Linked DNA regions of Homo sapiens: region 2 is linked to region 1. Evidence: read pairs that join two places in POLR2A ChIA-PET (ENCODE). Cell type or tissue: PC-9. All regions are shown on one strand. Each heading gives the region's core, and the rest is flanking DNA. Links, peaks and the distances in the headings are about the cores only.

Region 1 (6,279 bases), core at 1,422-3,921:
ACATTTTGACTGAAGCCTAGGTGCTGGTGGACATCTGAATTTCTGGATTCGAGCAGACAGTAGAGAGTATGGGAATAAAACTGCCGAGAGGTCAAGTCTGAAGATAAATTTGGAGGAGTCCTTGGCATAAAAGTGATCTTTGAAATTGGGTTCTTGGGCCTGGCAAAAAGTTTGACACCCAGGAGGGGGATGACTGAATTCAGGGATGACGTCAGCTGGTGTAGAATGTGTAGAGAGAAGGTAAGAGGCAGCGGAGAGTAGCTTCAACATTGATGTGGCATGGCCTTCGTCTGCCTTCTTTTCATGATCTGGGGTGAAGGAGGCTGGGTGGCTGGAGGAGTTGGGTGATGTATGCGTGGGCCATAAGGACTCTTCTGCAGCTCAGGCACCTTGGAAACTCAGTGCTGAACTACAGTTCAATGAAATCTTGTCAAAACCTCTCTTCCTTTAAGACCTTTAAAAAAATAGGAACTTGAGCTAATTTTAGCTAAATCTAATGTGTGTGTGTATAAAAATGAATGCTGCGTTTGAAATTCAGCGTATGCGGTATCTCGTTAAACAAATGATCCTTCTATTTTCCTCTAAACAGTTTTATTAAGATTTTCAGTGAAGCCCTGTACGTTTTAACAACAATTCCAGCATTTCTTTGATCTTTTCTACCGTTGATTTATTCATCTCACATGATATGCGTAAATCACAATGTGCCATCTACTTGACTCTGTAGCAATTGTTCATTTGTGGCAATTCATTTACTGTACTTTGATAAACCACATTAATTTGGGTGTGTTTTGTAACTTTAGAGGATTCCCTGGAGGCTTTCTGCAGACTCTTTAAAATGTGAGATGTGTGTGTTTTTGTGCGTGCGTGTATACTGTATATACCTAGCTACTAGACACAGCTCTTTGAACAATTTGGCTTCCCATTTATACTTTATAGAAAATAAAGAGATATAGAATTGGTGAATCTTGGGTCTGGGGAGAAAGTTAGTCTAAGACTTCCTGATGTAAAGTGAAAGAGAAGGCTGGAGATGATGTTACGATGATGTTAGTGAGCAGTCTGATTTAATGTAATGAGAGAAAATTTGAGGATTAAGTTGTGGTTTTTTTTTTTGGTGCTGAGTTAGTTAGGATGGGCTCTCTGTGTAGCCCAAAAGGGCTCAGAATAAAAGCAGTGACTTATTTAACTTTCATCAAAGACAAGAAGGTTAAGACAGGAACAAGAGGGATGGAGCAAACAACTCCAGGGGCAGATCGTTCTTGTCTGCAATTATTTAATGAGCATCTAATGTATGAGACGCATTATGCCAACAAGGCCCTCTAGGGAATATGGAGATGATCAATAGTTCACATTTACTATTCTGCATATTAACTTATTGAATCCTCATTACAGTCCTTTGAGGTAGGCATCATTATTTTCTCCATTGCACAGGCGAGGAAACTGTGGCACAGAGAGGGTGAATAATTTCCCCAAGGTTTCCCAGCTGTTAAGTGATAGAATCGTGCTTGGATCCCAGTCTACACTCTCAGCCCTGTTCCTTAAGCCCTGTCCTTAAGAAGCTTACAGTCGAGTGCATAAGGCAAGGCATGGCTTGGAGTAATATTTAAAGAGCCATGACACAGGTAACACAGTCTAGGAAGTCAGGATCAAGGAAGGGTCCTTCCTTGGAGCCTTCTCTTTTGATGCCTGCCTGTCTGTTCAGTCACATATGAGCTTTCTGACACAGGCTGTCCCATGCAGGCTTTGTGGTGTTTTCTCCCTTTCTTTCACTCTTACTCATATCTCCTTGAGATTCCTATGCACTTTCAATAATTATTAATTGAAGAAAATGATGACAGTGGCAATTTGCTTATCCGTTTCAGGGGATTGGCTTAAGTTGGATCCAAATGTTATTCAGCATCAAGAGTCTCAGCGAGATGATGAACTTTTGACTCTTAAAAGAACTTCACTGGGTCATTGCTCAGCTTGCAAGATTTGGCAGATATGAACTATTTGTCTCTCCAGTGTGATAGGTGGTGGTGTGGCGCTGAACGCAAGCTCTAAGAATAAAACGTGCAGCAAAAGGAGGTCACGCTTTAGTCAGGGTGGCCATAAGGAAGCTTAGAACTCACATCCCCTCTGCCCCTGCCTCGCCCAGTCTCATTTTCTCTCCTTCACTAGAACAGTGAATGAATCTGAGCTCATTCATGTCAAGATGATAGAGAAGAAAGATCACTTTCTCTTAGCTGGCTTAGGGAAGGCCAGATTGTCTTTCTTACACTGAGTGAAAAATTACTGAGGACTTTTGTTTTTTTTTTTTTTGGTCTTCAAGGCAACATCTCTTGCTTTTACAGACCCACGGAAATCGAGAAGAGGATGCAAGATTTACTATTCGTGCCCTAGCCTGGCAGCTTCAGCCTACATCACAGCTGTAATCATATGTGATGCATTTTTATTTACAGATTAGTAGGCTCTGACTCTGACATATGACTAACCGGGAAGCTCCTCCCTGTAACAGTTGTATGTCGTCTGCTTCAGAGAACTAATTGCTTGGCAATTCCCCTTTGGTAATTCCCTCTTTATTTTCTGATGAGTTACTTAACAGCGATGGGCTTGTTGAGCAGAGCGTGGAGTTTAATGTGTGCTCCAGAAACTCCACTGTAGGCCTGGGGGATATGTTTTTCGAGTTCTGTTTAGCTTTACTGAAGGAACAGTGAAACCATTATATGGCCTGTTAATATTTCACTCAATACCAGATTAAACACCGAGCAGCGTGCAGTTTTCCAAAAGAAATCAAAACCAGGCTTCTTTTTAAAATGTGCCCCTGTGCATTAGAAAATTATTAAAAAGGAATTTAATATGTATAGAATGTTTAATGATCTTTTGAAAATATGGTTTCAAATGGAGTAGTCTTCCAGGACCCTACAGAGTGAGTATGGTGTGCTGTTGGACTGGTAGTTTGGAGGCTCAGTTTCTGTTGCCTGCCCTGCAACAGGATGACTTGTGCTACTCACTGTACCTTGCTGGGTCTCAGTTTTCCTGTCTCCAAAACACAAGGAGGTTGAAAGAAATGATCTCTCGGGACTCTTCTATCTCTGACATTGTACAGTTCCATGAATAGATTTTATTGTAATTCTTGCTCCCGGCTCCCCCAAGACCTTTGCTTCTGTCAAACATCATTTGCTGTTGTTTGACTTTGTTAGATTTTGTATTTAATTAGAATTTATATTTTAGCTATTATTATGTCATTATTTATAGAGTAAGTCATAAGCGGTGCCTAAATTCATTTATCACCCCATCTATATTAGTTTCATACCTGAATACTTCCTCCGCTCCTTTTTACTGTTCTTGCTACCATGTCCCAAACAACATCCATTTCTGGAGGTGGAATGCAGTATAACTGGAAAGAATCTTTCAGCTGATTGTGGGATTATTTTTTGCAAGAGGAGTGCAGAAGCTCTGCTTTTCTAAGCAGTAATATCAAGGGCCATATTCTGCTTTTAATTTGCAAGTAGAAATCGTTTTGATGTCATTTGGTTTTACCTGCAGGTGCAGGTTTTAGTCTCTAGGTAATTCCTTTTCTCTTCTGCGTCAACTTTCCCAATTAGTGTGTGCAGCATTGCCTTGTCTTTTTGGTTAATTCATAAGCAGTTCATACAGATGCCTCTTGATTCATTGCAATTATTAATAGTTTCTTTAGGCAGCTAGTGCAAATAGAAAAGGTGACATTTGAGAGGGTTTGTTGTTTTAATTTATTTGTTTCATAGACAGAGAGGGAGGGTGAAAATGAAGGCTTTAAAGTCAGGGAGATTGAGGCTTGAATCCTTCTGGCTCTGGCTCCTGGCTTTGTGGTCCAGGTCACATTCCTTAAATCTGTGATCCTCAATTTCCTCATCTGTTGAATGGGGATGATAATATCACCTAACTCACAGAATCACTGGAAAGATTAAATGTGCACTCACTCTCTAGATGTTGCTTATGGTAGTATCTCAATAACTAATAAAAACAGACACACACACACACACACACACACACACACACACACACACGGAAGGCATAGCATTTAAGAGCTGAATAAAAAAAGCAAGAACAAAGGAAAGTGCTGCATTTGAGGTATAGTCAGGGTAGGAGGAGCTTCTCAGAGCAGCCAGTTTTAGTAGGCAGAGTTTGAATCTCAAAAGGACCTTTGAAATTTGGGAAGGACTAAGCACCCTCCACTAACCTGTCAGTGACGTTTTCTGCAGGTAGCTCTTGGGAAGGACTAAGCACCCTCCACTAACCTGGCAGTGACGTTTTCCGCAGGTAGCTCTGCTCTACAGAAAAGAGTGTTTACTACACATGACTGATAAAAATACCATGTTTTTAAACATGTATTGCCCAAACCTTACAATAATAAAGGAAAGCCAATAAAAGCAAAAGTTCCCTTTGATTCCACCATTCCAGTCCATAAATCAAGTTCATTTTTATGTGTTGTTTTTTAGTTCTTGATGATGTAACTTATATCTTTTTTTCAGTTTTGTGTTTCCCATTTAGCATAAACATTCTTAGTAACTTCAGCTATACAGTTCTCATTTGCAAGGATCACATAACATTCTATCAGGTTGTTTTATCTTAATTTTTAAGTTTCCTATCATTTTTGGACATTCGAGTTGTTTCTAATTGTTTACTGTTGTAAAGCCGCAGCGAATGTCTTTGCACACAAGTATTTACCGAGGACACACTCACATCAGAAGGCTCAATACTAAGTTAGAGGGAGCTTGCTCTGAATTGCTTTCTAAAAGGCTGTACCAATTTACATTGTTACTAATGATATAAGAATGTCTCTAGCTTCAATCTTAATAATTGTGGGACTTACTATTTTTTGGCTAATTTAATAGGCTCTTTGGTTTTAAAGTTTTCATTCCTTTGATCCCTCTCAGAGATGGAACATTTCCATCTGTGTTTATTTACTAATTGTTCTTTTTACAATTAGCAAATGGAAGTCTTGATGTTTTCTAATCTATGTATATGAGCTCTTTATATGTTCTAGATATTAATCCATTTAAAAAGTCCTATTTGCTACAGCTACTTCCCTAGTCCAGTGTCCTTTCATTTCAGTGATGATGCTTTTTGTTGTACAACGGTTCAAGTTTTTATATGATCAGCCTCTCTTTTCTTCTACTTGTACCCAGGGCCAACCTGGCAGGAATAAATGAGATTACCGCAGCTCAAATTCTGCACCAGGCTGGCGAGTGGTCCACTGGATGGCTTTGCTGGGAATAGCTCTTTCTTTCTTCTGCTCACTTTTCCCCTTGGGAACTGTTTCCTGTTGAAGTCCCAGTCTTTCTATTTCCAAGGGCCCCTTTCCCCTTCTCCCACCTGCCCCTCACTCCTTGATTCTCACCCACCCTGTGCCGGTTTCCTGGCTGTGGCATCCTCTCTGCCCAGTTCTCAACCCTCCGTTGCTGACCTGTGTGTTTCTCAGGGAGCCCTGTCCTGGGAGCAGTGGGTAGAAACATGTCTGGCAGCCTCCCTGACTAGGGCCTAGAGAGATCAGTCAGGAATCTCAGGCCTGGCCAAAGTCTAACCATTATCCAAGTCTCTGGGGTCGGGGTCTTTACAACTTCTGTCTTACATTTCTGCTACGTAGCAGGCTGCCCTGCTAAGGAATGGGCTCCTTGGCGCTGGTTTTCATCCATGTAGGAACCAGAGAGGCACGATGCTACCCTGATTCCTTTCCTGTTGTAGCTCTTCTCCGGGGATAGCTCTTCCAGTGGAAGGTTGGGAACAACTTCCTAGGGATTGAATTTTTTGAGGAAGGCTGGTCTCAAAGTGTGAGTTTTAGCTGAGTGGCTCTGCTGAGCTGGGGTGGTTTGGCATATGATATACCTCCTAAATGGCCTGTCTAGATGTATTGTTGTTCTGGTCCAACATGTTTTTCCTCTTTGAAGCCAAAATGAACATTTGTTAGTATTTGAAATCTGCTGACATCTCTGTTTTTCTTAACTCCCTCCCTGGGTTCTCATGGTCCTCAGGATAAAGTCTAGAATCCTTAGCCTGGCTCCATAGGTTTTGAGGACCTTCCTTATCTCTCCAGCCTCATCACTCACATGTTGCCCTGTATTCGTCCCACGTCGGTCCCATCGCACTTCCTCCTTCAAGTGCCATACTCTGTTTTTTGCTCCAGCCTTTAGACATGTTGTTCTTCCTCCTTAGAACCCAGCTCCTCTCTCTGCACTGTCTGGCTACCTTTCCCTCATTCTTGAAATCTCAGCTTAGAGTCTCTTCCTCACGAAGCCCTTGGACTAGGGACTATGTTATTTG
Region 2 (6,279 bases), core at 1,854-4,353, 280 kb after region 1:
AGACATTTCTGCTATAATAGGAGTTGTCATTAACTGTCATTGTCATTACACTGACAGTGAATTCGGTTATGTATTGTTAAGACCTTCTGCTTCCTTGACATGTATATAGTAGAATAATTATGACAGTGAAGGTGACACATTTGTCAGAATTATCCATGTGCATATGCTGAGGGCCCTTGGAATTTTAGGTGAATTTTATAGTATTAGTCAAACTGAAAGGCACAGTGAGTTTGGAAACTATAATAGTCTCATCTATAAAAGGAGTAGGGAGATTCCCAAAGGCTGTTGATATGAGTAGAACTCTGAAAAAGTAAAACATTAAAATACATTTTGATGTGGTTACCGTGTCTAGGTGGTGATAGGTAAAAACAGTCTAGTCTAATTCTTTGAAATTTAGGATAGAAGAAAGCCTGAAGATGGATATCTACATTCTTGTATCTTCTTTCAGCAAATATTTACAGAAAGAGAGAGAGAGTGTGTGTGTGTGTGTGTGTGTGTGTGTGTATGCACACACATATGCTACAGGCTAGGCACCTACAGTAGTTAAAGGAGCTTTCAGTCACTGGGGAAAGAAATGAGAAAACAGGCAATTCCTTTACACCATGACCAGCTCTCTCCTAATGGTACCCACAGGTTGCCATGGATGCAGACCAGCATGGCATCTTCTGGGATCAGGGAAGCTTTCATCCTCAGACTTGAATGAGGAGTAGATGTTAACCAGAAAACAAAGTGGATGTATCAGTTAGCATATACTGTGTAACAAGCCATCCCAACAGTTAAGGGCCAAGACCACAATCTTATGATTGTGGGTCACCTGGACTATTTTAGTCTGGGCCAGCTTGGCTGGGACTGGTTAATCCAGCATGGTCTCACTCACATAGCTACTAGAAGGCTGGTTTGCCTGAGAGATGGGTGATCTTCAGCTGGGACAGCTTGTCTCTGCTTCAGGTGGCCTCTCATCCTCCAGTAGACTAGTCTGAGCTTCTTCACTTTGCAGGCTAAGGGTTCCCAAAAGCAGCAAGAAAGGGCAAGCCCCAGTGCATGAGTGCTTTTCAAGCTCTGCTTCAAGATGCTTGCTAATTTCCCTTTAACCAAAGCAAATTACTTAATTTGTTCAGTTCAAAGGATGGGGAAACTCCAGCTCTAGTCACATGAGGACAACATGAGCAAAGCTCAAAGGTAAGAGAGAACATGGCATGTTGGAAGACAGCAAGTAGTTTGGAGTGGCTGGAGTCAGGCATATGTGAAGTCTCATGAAGAAAAAGCCAGATCATAAAGTGTCTTTTCAGTAAGTTCTGCTGAGGAGTTTAGAGTTTATCTTGAAGACAGGGGAGTGGTCATTGAAAGAGTTTAAGCAGGATGTTGACATGATCAATGAGATGTGTAGAGACATGGTTAGGTGGTAGAAGCCTAAAAACACTCGTTAGCCTAGACAATTCAGGAAGTTTCCAAAGAGATGACCCAGGGATAGCATAGGAGAAGATGGAAGGACTTGACTGAGAGGTGGCTCAAAGCTGACGTGTACTTTCAGAACAATGTGACCAGAAAAGAGGTTGGAGGCCCTTCAAGGTAGAGCAGAAAAGACAGAGGCTCAGGTCATCAGCAATATCCGTATGAATCTGGTGGGAGAACTCCACCAGTGTTCCTCACCTCGCTCCTTTGTGGGATCCTGCCAGACTCCAATGTCCTTGGGTTCTAAATAAACACCTACCAAGGGGCTGAGTCAAAGAGATTCCAGTCTCTGGAAGTGTCTTCTTGTCATTGTCATCACCCAGCCAAAGACTCTTTTCCTTCCAACATGTTTTTCCCTTTGACCTCAAAATAAACAATGTGTTCTAAAGGCTCTGGGGCACTCTCAAAATGCTTCTCTGACCTCGGATAGGACCATGCTTACCCATTAATTTCCAGATCTGACCTTTTCACTACACCTTTAAGCATAACTCTTTCAAAAGGCAAAAATAGAAATGACTGTTTCATTTCACCAAATTCAAGTCGCCAAGAGTGAGAACGTGTGGTTTTCACCGGTACGTTTGGGGACCAGTTTGTTGTCACTGAAACTGCCTGATATCGGGTCGGAGTGGCTGGGTATTTTTCAGTCCTTGGGGTTATAACTCAAATGTTGGAAGTGGTATCTTTTATAGGTAAAATTGAGGGAGGGGAGCATCAAAATGTGTGCGATGCAGATAATAATTTGCCAAGTTTTCTAATTTTTTTCATTAAAAAAGAACATACAGAAGAGTCTACAAGTAGGGCAGGCAGCCTTCATTCCTATGCTCTTTTCCTTGAGGGACACCTTCCCTAACCAAATAATTGAAAATAAATGGGAATTGTGGGAACAGAGGAAGACAAGAAGGAAAACTAAAAACCCAGGACCTAATCTTCCAGGGGCAGGCAGGCCACTTTTGTAGCTCAGATTCTGACCTTTTCTCCAATCAAAGAGTTCGAACAGACTGACTGATTGGAGTGCTCTGTCAGCATTAAACTCAATGCAGGGTTCTGCTCTGGCACCTTTAGGGGTGGTGGTTTAGACCCTCTGCGTGCCATGTCTTATCACCAGCACTGCTAACTGAATGGGATGCATTTTCAAAGACAGGAGAGGGTTTGAAAAACCCCAGGGCATGCTCGGAGCCTGCAGGCATTTGTTTGCTGCTGAGAACCATGGCAAGCATTTTTGACATTTTTATCAGAGTCTTAGTTAAACAATTATGTGGAGGACTGATAAAGAAGTGTGTGATAGGAGACTTCATAATTTAAAGTGCCCAAATTTGGTGAGCTTTATACTCATGTGAAATGGAAATGAAAACATGGCATGTTTTGGAATTCCTGATTCTGCTTATTTGCTTTAATAGCAGATCATTGCATAAACACTGACTCATTGCATTCTATACTGAAAGGAAGATATGGTTTGCTGTGTTCAATCTGGTCTGGCTTCCAGAACACAGTATAGAACAAGTGCCAGAAGAAGGGATGAGCTCAGCTTTATAGGTGACTGGAGAGATACCCAATTCCATGTTTTGTGCTGTACAAACACATGACCTTACATGAAGTTTTGCATAAAATATTGAAACAATACATTTCTCTTTATAAATATGTATGTAATCTGTTCTAGAGTGTATGGAGTAGACAGTAAAAAAAAATAGAATCTTCTTATTTTTGGAAGTGGGGTGAAGACGCAGGTGTGCATATGCTGCCACCTGCGTGTTATTTCACTGAGTTTTGTCAGGTTCTTTTCTTACTCATCTGCACTTTGTATGTTACCTTAAGCGCTGTAACCATTCTAAGCTGCCAGGGACATGGGTATGCAATCAAAGTCAACACTGTGATTAAAACCACCTCCTGTTGTTTACCTTTTTAGAAATTTTAATAATACAGTCAAGTCTGAAAGAGCAGAACTTTTCTCAAAGCTACACACTTGGTTGCCTCTTCTTGATTAATGCATGGGGGTGGTCACTGTAACCTAAGGTCTGACAGATGGTGCGGAGATTGATGAAGTTAAGGCCTGTTAGGTATTCCGAGTGTCTTATAAAGAAAAATAGGCTACCTTAATTCAAATTGTTGTTGCTCTTCCAACCTTCTCTTATGTAAACTCCCTGTATATTACAATGACAGACTCTCTCTCTTTCTGTCTCACACACACACACACACACACACGCATGCATGCACACATACGCACACTCCTGACATGCTCTACTGAAAGCTGCCCAGCTACAGAGAGGTGCGAATCTAATCCAGGGCACATGGCTGCTTTGCATTTCACTGGCTGTCTAGTGTCACTCTATGATATAGGCATAAGGTCATGACTGTGAGCTATCATTGTCACTTATCTTAATATTAAAACCCCTCTGATCCAATCTGTCTGCCTTATCTATTACATCATTCACATATCTAGATTCTTCAAACTTAACTACTCATTGCAGCAAACTCAGGAATGCCGAGCTCTAAGGCATCTCCATTTACTTCGTTCATCTCAATCTCAAATTACTAACCATAGTTCAGTTTCAGGATGACACTGAAAATTCAAAATTACTTCCTGTGATTAACTTACATTGTGATGGTTGGGAATTATTTCGCAGAAGACCTGTTCATCTTCTGATGAAGCCCTTTTCAAGTTTTGAATTGTGTGTGTGTGTGTGTGTGTGTGTGTGTGTTTTAATTGCCAGAAGTCTTTCAGATAGCAGGGAGATTATTGGAATGAGAAAGCAAAGCTTGTATGAAAACTTGTGGCAAAAGGTCATCTGTGCTGTGGGGGAAATTTCAAAGTAGGCGCAGTTTGTTTCCAGTGGTTCCTGCCTGTCCTTTCAGTGGCTGGTCACTCTCTGTTCCCTTTCCAGACGAATCTTTCCCCTCTTCCAAATGCCTCACATCAGTCTAGGTACCTTGGTTGGCCTGTGGAGAAAAACAGTCTTGTTGAGACACTCACATTAAGCTGATAGAGACCTTGGCTAGGATAATTGCATTTTTCAAAGGCTAAGGGTTGGAAGGATTTAATTTTTCTCTTAATTATTTTTTATAGAGATGAAGTCTCACTATGTTGCCCAGGCTGGACTCACACTCCCTGGCCTCAAGTGATCCTCCTGTCTTGACCTCCCAAAGTGCTGAAATTACAAGCATGGCCTGAATTTTTTTAATGGTGATTTCAGCTGATCCCAGGGGAGATCTTTTGGGTGTCATTTTTCAAACAGATTAGGAAGCAAGCAGCTGTCTACCTAATCAGTCTAAACTACCCATTCTGACTTCTGTCCAATAACTTTCCATATAAAATAGCTAACATAATAATAATCAGATAACTTTGCATGTAAGTTTCAAAGCTATGGTATAGTTCACCAACATAATTTTCCAGTTTTTTTTATTATAGTAAAGTACACATAACATAAAATTTACTGTCTTAGCCATTTTTAAGTGTATAGTTGTACATTCATATTGATGTGAAGCCATCTCCATTGTCTTGTCTTCACACCTCTTTTTTTCTGGCAAAACTGAATCTAGACCCATAAAATACTAATGCTCTACCCTCCACCCTAGCCCCCGGCAGCCACCATTCTACTTGCTGTCTATTATTTTGACTACTGTAAGTGGCTCATATAAGTGGAATCATGTAGTATTTGTCCTTTTGTGCCTGGCTCATTTCACTGAGCATAATGTCCTTCAGGTCTGTCTGTGCTATAGCATGTCAGAATTTCCTTCCTTTTTAGACTGAATAATATTCTGTTGTATGTGTAGACCACATTTAGCTTATCCTTCATCTATCAGTGGGCACTTGGGTTGCTTCCACCTTTAGTTTATTGTTAATAATGCTGCTATGGATATGAGTGTGCAAATATCTCTTTGAAACTCTTTGAAACCATTCATCAACTCTCTCTTTTTCTTTTTTTTTTTTTTGAGACAGAGTTTTGCTCTTGTTGCCCAGGCTGGAGTGCAGTGGTGTGATCTCGGCTCAAAACCTCTGCCTCCCAGGTTCAAGCAATTCTGTTGCCTCAGCCTCCCAAGTAGCTGGGATTACAGGTGCCCGCCACCACACCAGGCTAATTTTGTATTTTTAGTAGGGTCAGGGTTTTGCCATGTTGGTCAGGCTGGTCTCAAATTCCTGACCTCAGGTGATCTGCCTGCCTCGGCCTCCCAAAGCACTGGGATTACAGGCATGAGCCACCGCACCCAGTCTTCACCAACTCTCTTTCACGTCTTTATTAGATACAAGTGTTTGAAGAAGCCTTGCATCTACCCACTTTGAACCTTTTTTCATGATAGAACTGTAGGTAGACTTTCTGCCTAGTAGTGTTATTTGAAGCATCCTTTCTGCTGACCTCTTTCCTGAGGCCTGAAATGCTACTAATAGTAGTTCAGTCCTCAAGTATCAAGCAAAGCCATCAGCTAGTTTTCTATTAAAATGCAAATGATCCTGGGGCAGAGGCCACAGATAAGATATTAGCACCTTGGTGTGAATTTGTTTAATTAGATCCTATCTTAGAAGCTTTCTTTAACCCCTTGCCTAGTTCTTCACTAATTGCTCCCTGATAAGGTCTTGCATTATTACTGCAAGTATCACACTGTATTAAACTTATTTATATTTTTGCTTCTCCTGATAGAATAGAAGCTTCTTAAGGGCAAGACTCTTGTATAATTGCTGTTGGTTTTTCAGGCCCTAATAGAATGTCACAGACAACTTTCAATAAGCTACTCACTCATTCTTTCATGCATTCATTCATTCATTTCACTCATTTATTCATCAAGCATTTATTGGGTGCCCACGGTGTAAGTGCATTTTAAAACTCTGCCTTTCTA

Evidence for each region. ChIA-PET counts read pairs that join two places held together with the same protein. Peaks named below come from ENCODE experiments on the same cell type or tissue, not always from the same donor. Only the 100,000 strongest peaks of a DNase experiment are listed, where the experiment ranks them.
Region 2: POLR2A ChIA-PET joins it to region 1 with 15 read pairs; 6 of 35 experiments call an interaction of 5 or more read pairs at or near these places.

What each region holds. Positions count from the first base shown.
Region 1 is chr6:16,743,680-16,749,958 of GRCh38, reverse strand. The region is part of intron 2 of ATXN1 (ataxin 1); the gene reads left to right. Among named protein-coding and RNA genes, the nearest start is that of ATXN1-AS1, 14 kb to the left of the region's middle. RefSeq lists a cis regulatory region at 2,709-2,722 and an enhancer at 2,644-2,788. In PC-9, for the core only: no CTCF peak of the experiment used is centred there; no DNase peak of the experiment used is centred there.
Region 2 is chr6:16,469,061-16,475,339 of GRCh38, reverse strand. All of the region lies in intron 6 of ATXN1 (ataxin 1), which reads left to right. Among named protein-coding and RNA genes, the nearest start is that of GMPR, 230 kb to the right of the region's middle. RefSeq lists enhancers at 175-344, 365-414, 2,085-2,164. In PC-9, for the core only: no CTCF peak of the experiment used is centred there; a DNase peak (open chromatin) is centred at 2,829.